2 separate regions of the Homo sapiens genome follow, and region 1 is linked to region 2. Evidence: chromatin loops called from intact Hi-C (ENCODE). Cell type or tissue: heart right ventricle. All regions are shown on one strand.

What was found. A loop is a pair of places that touch in the nucleus more often than their neighbours do. Peaks named below come from ENCODE experiments on the same cell type or tissue, not always from the same donor. Only the 100,000 strongest peaks of a DNase experiment are listed, where the experiment ranks them.
Region 1: it touches region 2 in a loop (2.2-fold over the local background); 20 of 110 quality-filtered maps call a loop at or near these places.

Annotation. Positions count from the first base shown.
Region 1 is chr2:169,524,611-169,532,610 of GRCh38, reverse strand. It overlaps KLHL41 (kelch like family member 41), which reads right to left. Exons shown (of 6, transcript NM_006063.3): 6 at 6,353-7,026. The coding sequence ends at 6,915. FASTKD1 (FAST kinase domains 1) reads left to right here. Exons shown (of 15, transcript NM_024622.6): 13 at 1,121-1,259; 14 at 1,910-2,024; 15 at 2,685-4,103. The coding sequence ends at 2,786. Among named protein-coding and RNA genes, the nearest start is that of KLHL41, 19 kb to the right of the region's middle. In heart right ventricle, a CTCF peak has its summit at 4,194 (motif pointing left); a DNase peak (open chromatin) is centred at 4,190.
Region 2 is chr2:169,795,323-169,803,322 of GRCh38, reverse strand. SSB (small RNA binding exonuclease protection factor La) reads right to left here and starts at 4,452. Exons shown (of 12, transcript NM_003142.5): 1 at 4,347-4,452; 2 at 2,297-2,371. The coding sequence starts at 2,362. LOC124907905 (a long non-coding RNA gene) reads right to left here. Exons shown (of 2, transcript XR_007087290.1): 2 at 7,930-8,000. RefSeq lists a silencer at 4,018-4,217 and an enhancer at 4,169-4,669. In heart right ventricle, no CTCF peak of the experiment used is centred here; a DNase peak (open chromatin) is centred at 4,452; H3K4me3 peaks cover 1,932 bases; H3K27ac peaks cover 1,515 bases.

The DNA.
Region 1 (8,000 bases), 270 kb after region 2:
TAGTTTTTAATGTTTTTACTGTAAACCTGGGTTTGCTGTAAACCATTAGTGATATCTAGAGATTTGATTAGATTTTAGGTTTTTTTTTTAGGTTTTTCTTTTTGGCCAAAAACTTCATAAGTGGCTTGTACTTCTTTCTGCATCCTCTCAGGAGGCACACAAGGCTGGTTGTCTTTTTCTTTTTCTTTCTTTCCTTTTTTTTTTTTTTGTCTGGCTCTGCTGCCTAGGCTGAGGTGCAGTGGCACAAGCATGGCTTACTGCAGCCTTGACCTCCTAGGTTCAAGGGATCCGCCCACCTCAGCCTCCTCAGCCGGAGTAGCTACCACTACACCTGGCTTATTTTTTAAGTTTTTTGTAGAGATTGGGTTTTGCCATGTTGCCCAGGCTGGTCTGGAACTCCTGAGCTCAAGCAATCTGCCTGCCTCGGCCTCCCAAAATGCTGGGATTACAGGTGTGAGCCACTGTGCCTGGCCTGGTTGTCTTTTATACATTAAGACTCATCAGTGGGTTCGTATGTTGTCAGCTGATTCATTCAACAGAAAGTTCCCCTGTCAGCTTTTCACCTGCTGATTTTAGCAGTTATTAATGATCACTCATTGCCTAAATCCATCATTCAGAGGGGTGGTAAAGTAGCGATATTCTACATCTATCATGCCTTCTACATTTATTAGCTGGAATTTGTCTAAAAAGGACTTTCCCATATCAACTGTTTAGTTACTCTTATGTACAATTCATGTAGAAAAGACAGGATAAATGCTTGTATCTTTTTCTTTATTAATTTTCAGATGAGTTGGTTTAGCTTTCTCCAAATGTAATCAAGAGCCTTAAAGAGATTGAAACTCTTTAATGTGATTTGGCCTAGCCCAGCGCTAAATGTAGCCTAGTACTTAATATTGTTTTGTAATTCTTCTGGTTGATTTTTTTATTGATTGATTTCCAAAGAGAGGTGCCATTGGACCAGATCTTATAAAAATAACTTGGATAATCTGAGAGGTTCGTCATTCTTTTGTGAGTGTGTGTGTGTACAAATATTATATGCATATATATTTCAAATATATCTTAAACTTTTATCTGTAAGACTTTACCTAATTCATACTACCAGTTTCTATGCTTCCTTAAGATTTTGAGTGTATCTTGGATAAAAGAAAAAAACCTCTTCCGTATGGAAGCCATAATATAGCATTGGGACAACTACCAGAAATGCCCTGGGAATCAAATATCGAAATAGTTGGATCAAGGCTGCCACCAGGGGCTGAAAGGTAATTTATTTCTTAGTTTTAGATTGTATTAATATCTAAATGTTAAATTTGGTGTACTATACTGAAGTCAGTGATCAAGGATTGAAGGTAGTGGAATCTGTTCCTCATATGTCATGCATTCCACCTTTGTAACTTTGCTTTTCCTCTCCTTTCTGCTTTAATGTTCTCCCTTCTTCTGTCCAAAGCCTAGCAATCTCCCTAACTAAAGTGCTAAAAGAATTGTCCTCCACTGGAAGTAAAATAGTATCTTCTTTTGCGCTCCCATACCTCTCTACTTTTCTCATAGCACTTAGCCACTTCCTACACTGCATTACAGTAACTTACTATACATCATGTGTTCTCTGTTAGACTATAAGCTGTGTTGCTTCATATTTGTACCCCTCACAGTGGTTTACATGTAGTAGGCATGTGTAAATATATATTGGACCAAAAAAATGGATGAAAGCAGACAAATATTTACAATAATTTTGTGTAACTAAATAGGTTTGTCATCAATTACTAATTTCTTAGTAGAAACATAACTTGATATACTCATTTATATTCATTGGCTTTTGTTAGTTTATAAAGATGCAATCTTGTTTCTGAAAAGCTTGTAATTATTCAGTTTCTTATTCTGATTTTAGGAGTAAATATTTTTTTATTTTATGTAGGATTGCTTTGGAATTTTTGGATTCAAAAGCACTTTGTAGAAATATCCCTCACATGAAAGGAAAATCTGCTATGAAAAAACGACATTTGGAAATTCTGGGGTATCGTGTAATTCAGGTATGAAATACTCATGTAATTCAGCCTCTAAAAAGCCCAGAGACACTAGCTGTACATGTGCTTCCTTTTAATGTGAAAGTTCCAGAATTACCTTTTTAAATATATTTTTTAAAATGTATCACTCAAACAGGCCAGATACAATAGCTCATGCCTGTAGCTACTTGGGTGGCTGAGGTGGGAGGATTGCTTGATCCTAGGAGATTGAGGCTGCAGTGAGCCGTGATCATCCCACTGCACTCCAGCCTGGGTGACAGAGCAAGACCCTGTCTCATAAAAATAAATAAATAAAAGTTGTCATTTATTTTATTGTCTTTAGAATATCCATATCTTATGATTTCTATATCTTACAAAGGAGAGAGGCACTGTAGAGATGGATAGAGTTATCAGAGGAAACAACTAGGTATGAATATAGAAGACTATGTAGGAAAAAATGTCCATCATTGGTATTGTAGGAAAAGGAGGATGAAAGGAGCAGAAAAAAGTATTCTAGGCAATGTCAGAAGGACCCACTTGGCTTCCAGTAGAGGTTCACAGGCTATCCTTATGTAAACTAATTTCATAGGATTCCTACAGCTTTGATCAGTAGTGCTTATATGTCTTCCTCAATGTTTTTTGTTGTTGCTTTAAAACTTTCATTCAAACAACATTACTTATTTTCAGATTTCCCAGTTTGAATGGAACTCTATGGCACTGTCAACAAAGGATGCTCGGATGGACTACCTGAGAGAATGTATATTTGGAGAAGTCAAGTCATGTTTGTAGTTTTTATTTAAAATGAATGTTATCGTGTGTTACATTTGGACCTATTTTAATAAAGTGGCCTGTCTCAATTAAAAAATAGGTACAAATGTCCTAAGGTGGGAACATGCCTGGCATGTTTGAGAATAACAAAGGATCCAGTGTGGCTGGAGCAGAACAAGTGGGGAGTGGGGTGGGAGTGTATAAGAGAAAAGATAAGAGATAACAGAGTCAAATACAACCTCTTGGCTACTCTGAGCGAGATGAGAAGCCATTGGGGGCTTTTCAAGTAAGGAATGATATGAATTCACATTTTAACTGCGTTACTTTGGCTACCTTGTTGAGATAAGAAAAGACTACGATGAGGCAAATGTGTAAGAAAGAAAACTCTTTACGAGGTCATTGCAATAATCCAGACAACAATGGATGGTGGCTTGGAGAGAGTGGTAGCAGTGGAGGTAATAAGAAGTAGTCAGATTTTTTGGATGTATGTTGAAGATAAAGGCAACAGAATTTGCTCACTGATTGGATATGAGGTATGAGACAAATAGGAGTCAAGGATAATTCTAAGTTTTTGTCCTAAGCAACTAAGAGGATGTCATTAGCATTAACTAAGATGGGGATAGTCTATAGGAAGAGCAAGATGGGGGGCAGGTGGTGGGGGTTGATCACAAGTTTGTTTTAGATATGTTGAGTTTGTGATGTCTTTTAAACATCTAAGTGGATATATCAAATAGAGAATTCAGTAAATGAGCTTGGAGGTCAGGGAAGAGGTCCAGGCCCCAGATATAAATGTATAAATGTCAGCAGTATTCAATGCCATGAGAGTAGATGAAATCGCTTAAAATGAGATTAGAGAAGAGTGTGAATGGAGGAGAGGTCTGAGGACTGAGTTTTCAAGTGCCCCAACATTAAAAGATTAAGAGGAAGAGGAGGAATCAGGAAAGGAGACTGAGCAGGGATGGCCAATGAGGTAGGAGGAAGGAAGGTAAGTAATACTTCCTAGAAGCCAAGTGGATAAAGCATTTCAAGGGGGAGGTGAGTAGTTGTATCAGATGCTGCTGATAGGTCAGGAAAGATGACAAATGGGAAATGGCTATTAAATTTAGCAACATGAAAATCATTAGTACTTTGAAAATAGTCGTTTTGAAGTGGTGCATGTGAAAGCCTGACTGGTTCAAGAGAAAATGGGAGGAGATACATTTTCTCCTAAATGGAAGCAAAGAAATGGGGTAGTAGCTGAGTGGACCATCTTGACCTGGTGTAATCCTACACATTGAGGGAATAATGGCTTCTCCCTGTCTTACAACACATTTATTCAATAAAATGGTTACTAAGGGCCTACTGTGTGATATAATCCCCAACCCTTCCTCTAAGAGTGATGGTTTTGTGCTCAGCAGGCCACAGCCTAACTACTCTCAGTTACGCCACCTGGTGGTGGTGGAGGTAATTGACCATCTGAACCGTGGCTATCTTCTGACTCCATGACCTTCTCAATTCATACTATCTCAAAATAAGTTGGTAGCTGGAGTGCCTTCAATCATAAGCATAGCTTTAAAATTTGTGTCTTGCATGTAAATTGCTTCACTGATGTTTGGCTTAGGCTTAGTTGAAGTACATGTTTAAAATATCCAATGACTTTGCATGATTTGAACTCCAATACTTAATGATTTTGTGGAATATTAACTTCACAAAACGTTTTGTGAAAAACAAAATCAGAATAGTAAGTGAAAGATTTCTCATTGTCTCTTCCTCTTTCTGAATTTCCTCATAGTCATATTAGTGGAAATGCTAAATTCAGTGTTTAATTTCCATGAAATGTGTTCCATTTCTCAAGCAAGTGATAACAAGAACTAGACCATTGAATAGGTTAAAATATTTTACTATGCAACTTTAGAATAAAATGATTAGGCTGATGAGGGTTATAAAGGGTTTCCTTTGGATATAAATCATTAAAAATTTAGTCATTATATACTTGTGGTACATGGAAATCTTGATTGAATAACCCTGGTATACTTTCACTAGTTGTTACACATGATCTAACTTTTTACCTGTCACATCTCCTACTCTCTCTAGGCCAGCAGTCCCTAACCTTTTTGCGGAAGACAGTTCTTCCATGGACAGCAGTTGGGGGATGGTATGATTTCAGGATGAAACTGTTCCCCCTCAGATCATCAGGCATTAGTTAGAGTCTCATAAGGAGCATGCAACTTAGTTCCCTCGCATGTACAGTTCACAATAGGGTTTGTCCCCCTATGAGAATCTAAGGTAGCTGCTGATCTGACAGGAGGTGGAGCTCAAGTGGTAATGCTCACTTGCCTGCCCACTGTTCACCTCTTGCTATGTGGCCCAGGTGGGGACCCTTGCTCTAGGCTATCTGATTCAAATGGTTTTCTTTATATAGATACTCTTATTTTTTGATTGATGATTTTTCTATCTAAATAACTTAGATTGTTATAAACAAAAGCATTTTTTATTGAGATATAAATCCCATACTATAAAATTCACCCTTTAAAAGTGTATAATTCAGTGGTTTTTAGTATATTTGTGCAACCATCACCCATATCTGATTCCAGAACATCATCATCCTCAAACCCTGGAAGAAGCATTATTTTTACAACTTAATTTTACATCTATGTAGATTGGCATTCTCTCCCTAAAATTAACCTCAATCCTGATTTTATAGTAAGTACTTCTTACAGTTTTATCACCCAGATGTACATTTCCGGACACCATTATCCCTGTGGCCCCCTCTTCCTCTACACTTTTGAGTCTGTCTTTATAAGTGCCCCTTCCTCTTCCTAACAGTTTATTTGTTGAAGAACCTGTAGGATTTTCCACTTTGGGAATTTCATGATTCTGTATTCATGCTATAATTTAAGAAAAGTATTTTTCAATATAGAAAAGTAATCAGGATTCTACTTTAAATACCCAAAATAAAACTTGTTTCTGTTAAATATATTTCTGTATTTATGGTAGAGAAAAAAAGGTGTATGGACACTTAGATCTGTTCTTTATGCAACTCCTTGACAAATAATCATGAATGTTCCAAATTAGTCCCAAGTCAGGTTTTTCAGAAAATAATATGGGTAAGGATAGAAGTCAAATATATGTCTATGAAAGCTATGTGAGACTCATAAGTTGGTGTGTGGCTAAAAGTGATGATTAATTGATGACTTGCACAGAGTTGAATGTGATGGTTATGAGCAGATTGAGGAGTCAACTTACTATATGCACTAAGAAGGAACAGTGAATGGAGGATATCACATCCCAGAAAATGAAATAATACAGTCACCTTCCTTGCTGTCAGAAATTTAGCAAATAGGTAGCCCTTTCATGGAGTGTAGCCAAAATTTAAACCAGTGAATACACTTCCTCCTCCACATCACCCACTGACCCCAACTGCTGTCCCAGCAGTTTAAAGAATCAATCCATTTCCTAAGGGTGCTCCCTCACCCTCCTGCCACAGATGCTGTAGTTAATGGCTTGAAGACTGTGATTTACTGGTTTTAAATTAAAATTTTAAAAATTTGATTTGGAAACCACAAATAATACGCCAGTGTCGCAAAAAGAATGGAGAGAAAAGGCCATTTGAATTTGACTACTTTTACTTACAAGAGACTTTTCCCCATCAAACGATTTCCCCATCCATTTATTACACTTCTGAAGTAGGATTTCTGAAGTCATCTTATGGCATGTAATTCTTAGTATAATGCACAGGATTCCTGTCATTTTGAAGCACGAGGAGAGGTTTTTGATATCTTAAACATTTTTTTAGTGTAGATGCACATATTCTCCACTTCCAATTGTAATAGAAAATCAGTTTAAGGATACCCTAATGATGCAAATGAAATGATTAGCAAACAACTCAAATTTAGGAGCCTTCTTTACAATCCATTGAGTGAAACAGATTCACAAAATAATTTGTTCAACTGAAGATTTAATTTATTATTAGAAAATGGTTTTAAACTCTGATCATTACATTGAAGAGTCAATGACTGAGGTTTTCTTACCTACTGCTCATCTCTTAGACAATAACTTCTTGAATAATTTCTACATGAGTGTCTGTACAAGCTTTTAAAAAACAGAATAAATTAAAGCCCCATTCACCAAACAAACCACCTCCCAATCTATTATGTTTTGTCACCTTGTTCACAGTTTAGACAGTTTGAAGAGATTTAAACGTGTTGCTAGGCAACTAGCTCCTGAAGCATAACGTATTTCCTTCAACATCCCAGCCCATTCTTTTTTATCATCTTCATACCTGATGGAGGAAAAAAAAAGTAATCAATAAGCAGCTTTAGTTCCATAGGTTTCCCTGTGTTCAGAATACAAATGTGGATCTTTGAAAAAACCCTAGTGGCTCTTACTCAGAAGAAGATGCACCTGCCTGGTAGAACAGAACTTAAATATCTCCCAAATATGCATTGTCTGGATGAGCATGTGCCTGAACTACTGCCACAGTATTTAATCTGGATGCCTAGGCAGTTCAGCATTCTCTGGGAATCAAAGACTGCAGAGAAGAGGAATAAATAGCTAAGCAGTTAAACATTCATTCACCTTTGAATTGATGAAGATGGCTGGTCTCTGAGTCAAAGTAAGCAGACTCTTGCTTAAGAGAAAGAACTGAGGAAGAGCAGGGACTATCGGTAGACTTAATTATGCCTTCAATTGTTCCTATACACTAGTGCCTAGCATGGCACCTGATACACAGCTGTCACTTTATGAAAATTTGTTCCCCTTCCCCTTTATTGTTCTGTTTGAGGACTACTCTTAGACTTTGCACTTGACTTAGGTAAGAACTGGTCTTCATCTCTGAATATTCAAGGTTATAAAGATACAGATAACTTGAATTCCCTTGTACGATGTGTGCTGAACATGTCTGCTCTGCCTGGTGCCTGGAATATTTTCTTTGTGTGGGAAGCTTCTAAATGCCGCCTTCTCTCTGAAACCTTTCTCACCTTCCTTAAGCACAGTTTGTTGCTTTCTCTTTCTCATATCATCCTTTATATGGTATTATAGCAATTATCACTCCATTTTAATTCCCCCCCCCATATCAATGTCCTCAAGCCTCAAAGGCATCTGAGGACAAATAATATATTAATATCTCTCCACAAATTGTCAAGACCTGGCACAAGACAACCCCAAATCAGCCAGGTGTGGTGGCTTACACCTGTGATCCCAGCACTTTGGGAGGCCGAGGGGGGCAGGTCACCTGAGATCAGGAGTTTGAGACCA
Region 2 (8,000 bases):
ACTGCACTCTGCACTCCAGCCTGGGAGACAAGAGTGAGACTCCATCACAAAAAATAAATAAATAAATAATGTACTGTAAACTAAAAAAAAAATCCAACCTCATTTCATTGTTAATCAAAGAAATACAATTTAAAGCAACGAGACAGCATTTTTCACCTAACAAACTGGCTAAGATTAGAAAGAAAACCAAGACTACCTAGTATTGACTTGAACACAGAGAACTAGCCATTCAGGTAGATGTAAACTGACAATTATCAGTGTTTTTTAAATGTGCATAATCCTTGAGCCAGTATGGCTCCTTCTAAGAATTTTCCTTGAAGAAATCAATAAACATGTTTACTAAGATTTATATATAAGAATATTTGTCAAAGAATGATTACAGCTAAAAAAATTAGAAACATCCTTCATATTAAAGAGGAGAATGAAAAGATTATTGATTACAAAACTTTTCTCCACAAAAATGCATCCTATATTTAGCGGGGGAAAGGGAAGGAAATAAAATTGTTAGAAATGTACCACTCTGGTGGGGGATGTTTTAAAAGGTGAAGGCACTATGCTTGTGTGGAGGCAGGGGATATATGGAAAATCTCTGTACCTTCTGCTCAATTTTGCTGTAAACCTAGAACTGTTGTAAAATATAAGGTCCACTAAAAAAATTAGTATGAGCATGAAGCAAAGTGTCAAAAGCTTTTAACCTTGATAACCTCAGAAGAGTAGGATTTGAGAGTTAGCAGGTTGTGGGAGAGATACAACCTTTTCTATATACATCTTAGTATTGTTCTAAGTATTAAACACAGAATGAATAATTTCTAATTTTTCTCCTCATAGTCATAAAGAAATTAATACCAAAAAAAGGAACATGAGACATTTTAAATGCAGAGACGTGCAGCTTAAAAAAAAAAAAAAAGCAGTTCTGAGAATTGCAGAAAAACCCCACACCAAACAATATGATCTGAGGGGTTCTTAGCAAGAACCTAAGTTTAGAGATAATTTCCCATGCAACCATTATCGATATTGTAAAGATTTTAAGGTTTTTTTCTTTTTGAGTTTAATTGAACAAAGAACGATTTGCAAATCAGGCAGCCTCCCCAGCCAGAGTATGCTCACGAAGACTCTCAAGTTTCTTCCCCTCGCCCCCTGAAACAGTGTCTCGCTCTGTCATCCAGGCTGGAGTGCAGTGGTATGATCACAGCCACTGCAGCCTCTACCTTCTGGGCTCCATCAATCCTCCCACCTCAGCTTCCCAAGTAGCTAGGACTACAGGTAAACTGCTAACACACTCAGCTAATTTTTAAAATTTTTTTGTAGAGATGGGGCCTCATCATGTTGCCCAGGCTGGTCTCTAACTCCTGGACTCAAGCCATCCTCCTGCATCAGTACTGCAAAGGTACTACGGATCACTTGAGGTATTACGTTAACATAAACATAATACCTAAATTTGAAAAAATGCTAAGAGGGTTTTGAAAACAGATACTATATTAAAGTTACTGGCTGGGCACAGTGGCTCACACCTGTAATCCCAGCACTTTGGGAGGCTGAGGTGGGCAGATCACCTGAGGTCTGGAGTTCGAGACCAGCCTGGCCAACATGGTGAAACCCTGTCGCTACTAAAAATACAAAAATTAGCCAGGTGTGGTGGCGTGCTCCTGTAGTCCCAGCTATTTGGGAGGCTGAGGCAGGAGAATCATTTGAACCCAGGAGGCAGAGGCTGCAGTGAGCCAATACTGTTGTAGTGAGCCAGGATAGTGCCACTGCACTCCAGCGTGGCCAACAGAGTGAGACTCCATCTCAAAAAAAAAAAAAAAAAAAAAAACTATATTAAAGTTACAATAGCTGAGAACTGACTGGGCAGAAAAAAACTAAGATCATCAAAAATATAGTGTTATTTAACAGGGAAGGTACTTTACCAAGGACTTTTATGTTACTTATGTGTCAGGAATTCTTCTAAGTACTTAACATTATATTCACTAATCCTCCAAACTACCTTATGAGGAGGGAACTACTATTATTCTCATTTTATATGAGACTATGAAGCTAAAATTTTATATGAGACTATGAAACTAAAATTTTAAAAAGATTAAGTAACTCTAGTTTATAGTGTTACCTTTTGAAATGTTTGTACATCTTAAGTTTCACAACCTGGCTCCACCAATATAAAACTGTATGCTATTATATGTTCATCTAAGAATCAAAGGCAAACCAAATGTTGAATATGTCCATGTACTAGAATTAAATGTTCTTTCTGTATTTTCTTTCAAGGAACTTGTTTTTGCAGTTTATAGCACAGGAATCATACCTCAATTTGATGACAGATTTTGGCCTCCAGGGCAGCCATCTTTTCATTATCACCATTTTCAGCCATTGCGGCTATCTGTAAAATTTCCCAAATTAGCATAAAGTTATTTTTTATATAAAACTCAAGAATAGAAAGATAATGTTTACAAAGTATTAATATCCCGTTTTCTTAAAAAATCAAGAATTTCTATTTTCACGGGTTCAGTTTCTTTACTCAGTTCTCAAATATCTCAACAAAGCAACACTTTGGAATAAGTGATGAAAAAATCTAAAAACTATAAAAAACTTGTCTTTCAGTAAATCACTACCCCATCTTCTATAACAAGAAACTGTTTATCTTCACTTAGCTGGTCAAGCAAGCTTTAGGGAAAAAAACTCCAATCACTTACCAACCATTTCCAGTTTTAAACAGATAACTATCTATCTGTATATTACCATGGCTCTCTGTGCATTTGTTTGGTATGGGTTCACCTCTTTTTTTTTTTTTTTTTTTGAGACGGAGTCTCGCTTTTGTTGCCCAGGCTGGAGTGCAATGGTGCGATCTCGGCTCACTGCAACCTCTGCCTCCCAGGTTCCAGCGATTCCGCCTTCGCCTCCTGAGTAGCTGGGATTACAGGCGCCCACCACCACGGCTGCGGCTGACTAATTTTTGTATTTTTAGTAGAGACGGGGTTTCACCATGTTGGTCAGACTGGTCTTGAACTCCTGACCTCTGGCGATCCACCCGCCTCGGCCTCCCAAAGTGCTGGGATTACAGGTGTGAGCCACCGCGCCCGGCCTCATTTCTTTTAAAATGTAGTCACAACTGACTTACCCAAACCTTGTTACCAAGTTAGACATCATAACTTTAAGGTGAAAAATGTTACAGTTCCTTAGATACTCTATGCTAAGGAACATACGAAAACAAAAATGGGAGAATGTGGTCATACTAACACAACATTAAACTGGGGAGTATGCCTACTAATTTACTAATACATTGGATAGCCAGTTTCCTGTTTCGTATTCCTGACATTAGCACTGCAATGAAAAAAGGAAGCTGTGCTATTAGTTTGCTAGAAATTACAAACCAAGTCTTCTACTTACAAAGTACTTGCCTCCAGGACTCTACTAAGCCACCCAGTCATCCCAACTGTACAAAAGTTATGTGAACAAATCATCGAGAATATTGCCATTAGTTGACTCTAGTTATGAACTGATGTAGGTACACTTCCTGGAAGCATCCCCTGACACACTGCAATTGCATTCGATACCATGGATACACATAGGAAGCACTTGCAACGGGGTACTGTGTGATCCACATCCCCCTAGAGAAATTACTCAATTTTATGCATTGTCTTGTCTATCACAATCTACACTCCTAAGTTACTACCGTGATCTAGGGCCCCCTACAAAGCAAACGATGAAATAAAATAACTATTTAGACCCTGCAAAACCTATTTGGCCTAATTTTGGAACTGCGTTTCATCAGATACTTTTCCAGAATGTACGACTGTAAATGAAATATTACCCACGTTTTCCCGTTTCACACTGAAACCTGATGTGAGCGATGAAGGCCCTAACAGACCAAAAGAGTGACGCTGGTGTACATCTGCGGCCCAAAGTTCTTTGGCCTCCAGTCAGTCCCATAGGCTCCACAGAACCCTCCGGCGTTTACCCCGTGCCCACCTCCCCAGAAACTTTACAGAGATGGCCACAAGCCTTCGGTGAGACTAGAAGGCGGTGGAGGTAAAAAAAAAAAAAAAAAAAAAAGACGCAATGGGGATGAGGGCAGCCACAGTCCCGTCTCTAAGCAACCGCGGAACTGCCTGGGCACCAGCCACGTGCGGGGAACCCCAGGATCCCGCATTCCTCGCGGGGGCAGCCTCGCCGCCGCCCGCGCCCCCTCGGCTCCGCCGCCTCCGGCTGCGGCCCACGCGGCGCTCGGCCTGAACGTGAGGAAGGCGAGGGGCGGACGGACGCCGCGAGAAGCAGTAAAGAACGGAAACGCGCAGTCGCGCACCAGCAAAGCGGACCCTTTTGTAGCTTCTCATTAGCCACCGAGAGTTACTCACCTTTAAGGTTCCGGCCCACAGAAGCCGCGCCACAGGCTCACAAACAGCAACAGCAACGACTCCACCTCCCAGCGCCGCCGGCCAGCCTAAAGCGCTCCAAGAAGATGGGGACCGTCCCGGCAGCTCTTGCGGCCTGGGTGGGCAGGGCCACGGACGAGGTGGAGCGGTCCCTGTGCTCTGAGCATGCGCGGCTGCCGGGGCCTCCCAGGGACCCTGGAGTCCCGCCCTCAATCCCAAACAGATTGGGTTAAAAAGTACTCCAGGTTGTAGGGGAATGGCTGCTAGTTTGTGTTAGTATAAACATTTATTTTTAAGTATTTCTGGACGGCGTCTGTACCCCAGCCCTTCCTTTGGCCCTCCATTCATGTGAAGTGCTTTGGGTTTTTTTTCAGATATTTTCCAAAAATGTGTGTGAATACACACACACATCGTGTTGTAGTAGTTCTCAAAAAAAAAAAAAGGACAAGTGAAATTTAAAAAAAAAATCAAAGATCCATGAAATCTTAGAGTTTTGAAAACAATACAGTACAGCGTGTAAAAACTGGGTGTCTGGAATCAGACTGCCTGCTTCAAATAATGGTCCTCCTGCTGTGAAACTGTGATCTTGGACAAGTTGTTCAACTTCTCTGTTCCTCAGGTATAAATAGGGCCGGTAATAAATACTACCTAGTTCATACAATTGCTGTGAGTATTCAACTTGATGCAATATTGTCAACCTAAAGGGAAAAACTGAGGCAAAATTAATATAAGTAGACAGTTTATTTGAGCCAAGTTTGAGGACTGCCACATGAGAGCATGGATTCAAATTGCCCTGAATATATGCTCTGATTAGCAGCACTTACAAGTAGCTTTTAAAGAAAAAAGAAGAGGCAGTTCCTAAATTGTTTACCGATAACTTACATTACAATAACAAGCTATTGATTGGCTATACATTCTTCTTTGTATCACAAATTCGAAGAACATGAAAATGGATGAAGCAGGTAGTAAGGGACAAAGTGACTTGAAACAATTGCCCCCCAAGCATGGCGACTGATATAGTTTGGTTCTGTGTCCCCACACAAATCTCATCTCGAATTGTAATCCCCATAATCCCCAAGTGTGGAGGGGAGGAACCACACACAGGGTGGGAGGTGACTGGATCATGGGGATGGTTTCCCCCATGCTGTTCTCCTGGTGGTTTTATAGGGCAGTTTTCCCTGCTCTTGCTCGCTCCCTCTCACCTGCCACTGTGTAAGACATGCCTCTTCCCCTTCCACCATGATTGTAAATTTCCTGAGGTCTCCCCAGACATGCGGAACTATGAGTCAATTAAACCTCTTTTCTTTATGAATTACCGAGTCTTGGGTATGTCTTTATTGCAGTATGAGAACTAACTAATACAGGGGTGTAGGGACATGACTGAAGTCCCAAACTCATATCTCTCTGTGCCTGATAAATTCCGCATACCTCACATAGTTCAAACTGCTCTGGGCTCTTTTTTCTTTTCTTAAGGCCAATGAGAAAAAACATATTTAACAGGGTTGTGCTCAGGTAGTTTAAATTCAAATTAATTAGATTATCTTTTATCCACTCAAAGAATATTTATCTACTCTCTATTTTATGCCAGACACAATTGAAACCTTAATTCTTGTTTTGATCAAGTCAGTGAGAATATATGTATTTAACAGAACAAATAATATCAGTGTCAGGGTACTCTCATTCATCCATTCAGCTAACTGTTTATTACATGCCTGTTAATGTCCTGGTATGGAGGCTTAACACTGGGAATAGAAAGAAGAGTCAGAATCTGCCTAGAGACAGAGCCACCTAAACAAATATAACTGCTTCTTCATGTCCCACAACATCTGGGCAGAACTGCAGTACAGCCTATTATCAGAAGTCACACCGGCAAAAAAAACATTTATTTCATGTTCTCATCAGGTCCCTGGTCCTTTGCTCTCCCTTTCTTGTCTTTTCTTTTTTATCTTTTTCTTTCTTCTTCTTTTTTTTTAGACAGTCTCCCTCTGTCGCCCAGGCTGGAGCGCAGTGGCACCACCTCGGCTCACTGCAACCTCTGCCTCCCAGGTTCAAGTGATTCTCCTGCCTCAGCCTCCTGAGTAGCTGGGATTACAGGCGCCCGCCACCATGCCTGGCTAATTTTTTTATTTTTAGTAGAGTCAGCGCTTCGCCATGTTGGCCAGGTTGGTCTCGAACTCCTGGCCTCAGGTGATCCACCCGCCTCAGCCTCCTAAAGTGCTGGGATTACAGGCATGAGCCACCATGTCCAACCCTTTTCTTATCTTTTCTTTTTCTCCCTCGTTCCCTTCCAGAAGCAGAGTTCCATGCAGACACACCCTCTGAGGAAAATGAATTCCTGGCGGCAGACCAGGAAGCTTCATGTTTCATTTACAGTACCTAGGAGAGGACTCTCTCTCATACTGGTATCCATCTCTCATAGCATAACTTTGTAAGTCAGTACACTAAAAGACCATCTTTCTGGGTATACACTTAGTACAATTACTTTGAGAACAAATTGATAATATCTATTAAAGTTTAAGATGTGCATAGCTGATGGTGCAGAAAGTCCACTCTAAAGAATATACTCCCAGCCTGGCCAACATGGTGAAACCCTGTTTCTACTAAAAATACAAAAATTAGCCAGGCATGGTGGTGCATGCCTGTAATCCCAGCTACTAGGGAGGCTGAAGCAGGAGAATTGCTTGAACCTGGGAGGTGGAGGTTGCAGAGAGTCAAGATCGCGCCATTGCACTCCAGCCTGGGCGACAAGAGTAAGACTCTGTCTCATTAAAAAAAAAAAGATTATACTCTAGAGCAATGTTCACATCTGTACACAAGAAAACATGTTCAAGCATATTCGGGCGGGGTGCAGTGGCTCATGCCTGTAATCCCAGCACTTTGGGAGGCTGAGGAGAGTAGATCACAAGGTCAAGAGTTTGAGACCAGCCTGGCCAACATGGTGAAACCCCGTCTCTACTAAAAATACGAAAATTAGCCAGGCATGGTGGCACGTGCCTGTAATCCCAGCTACTTGGGAGGCTGAGGCAGGAGACTTGCTTGAACCTGGGAGGCGGAGATTGCAGTGAGCCAAGATCATGCCACTGCACTCCAGCCTGGATGACAGAGCAAGACTCCGTCGCTAAAAAAAAAAAAAAAAAAAAAAGAATATTCATAGCAATATGGTTTGTAAATTTAGGGAACTGGAAATCAACTAAATGTTCACCACAAAAGAATGGGTAACTAAATTAAATTGTGATATAATTAAATAATGAAATTCTATACAGTGAGAAAAATAAACTAGATCTACATGAATTGACATTGATAAATTTCACAAACATAATGCTGAGTTTAAAAAGAGATTTCAGAAGAAATATAAGTAGCAACCCCCAGTCACTGTGACAATGAAAAATCCCACCTACATTTCGAAACAGCTTCTTAATTATGAGGCTGGTTACTGCTCCCAGCCTCATATTAAGAACATTTAGTCTAGGGTAATAGCATTGCTCTATTTTGAAGATTTGGTTTTGTTACTGAATTGGGCTTGTTCTGCCTGTTGCACAATATGCCCAATCACTGAGACATCAAATTTTGCTGCAGAGAAAGGGTTTATTCATGAAGCAGCCAAGTGAGGAGACAGGAGAACAGATCTCAAATCCA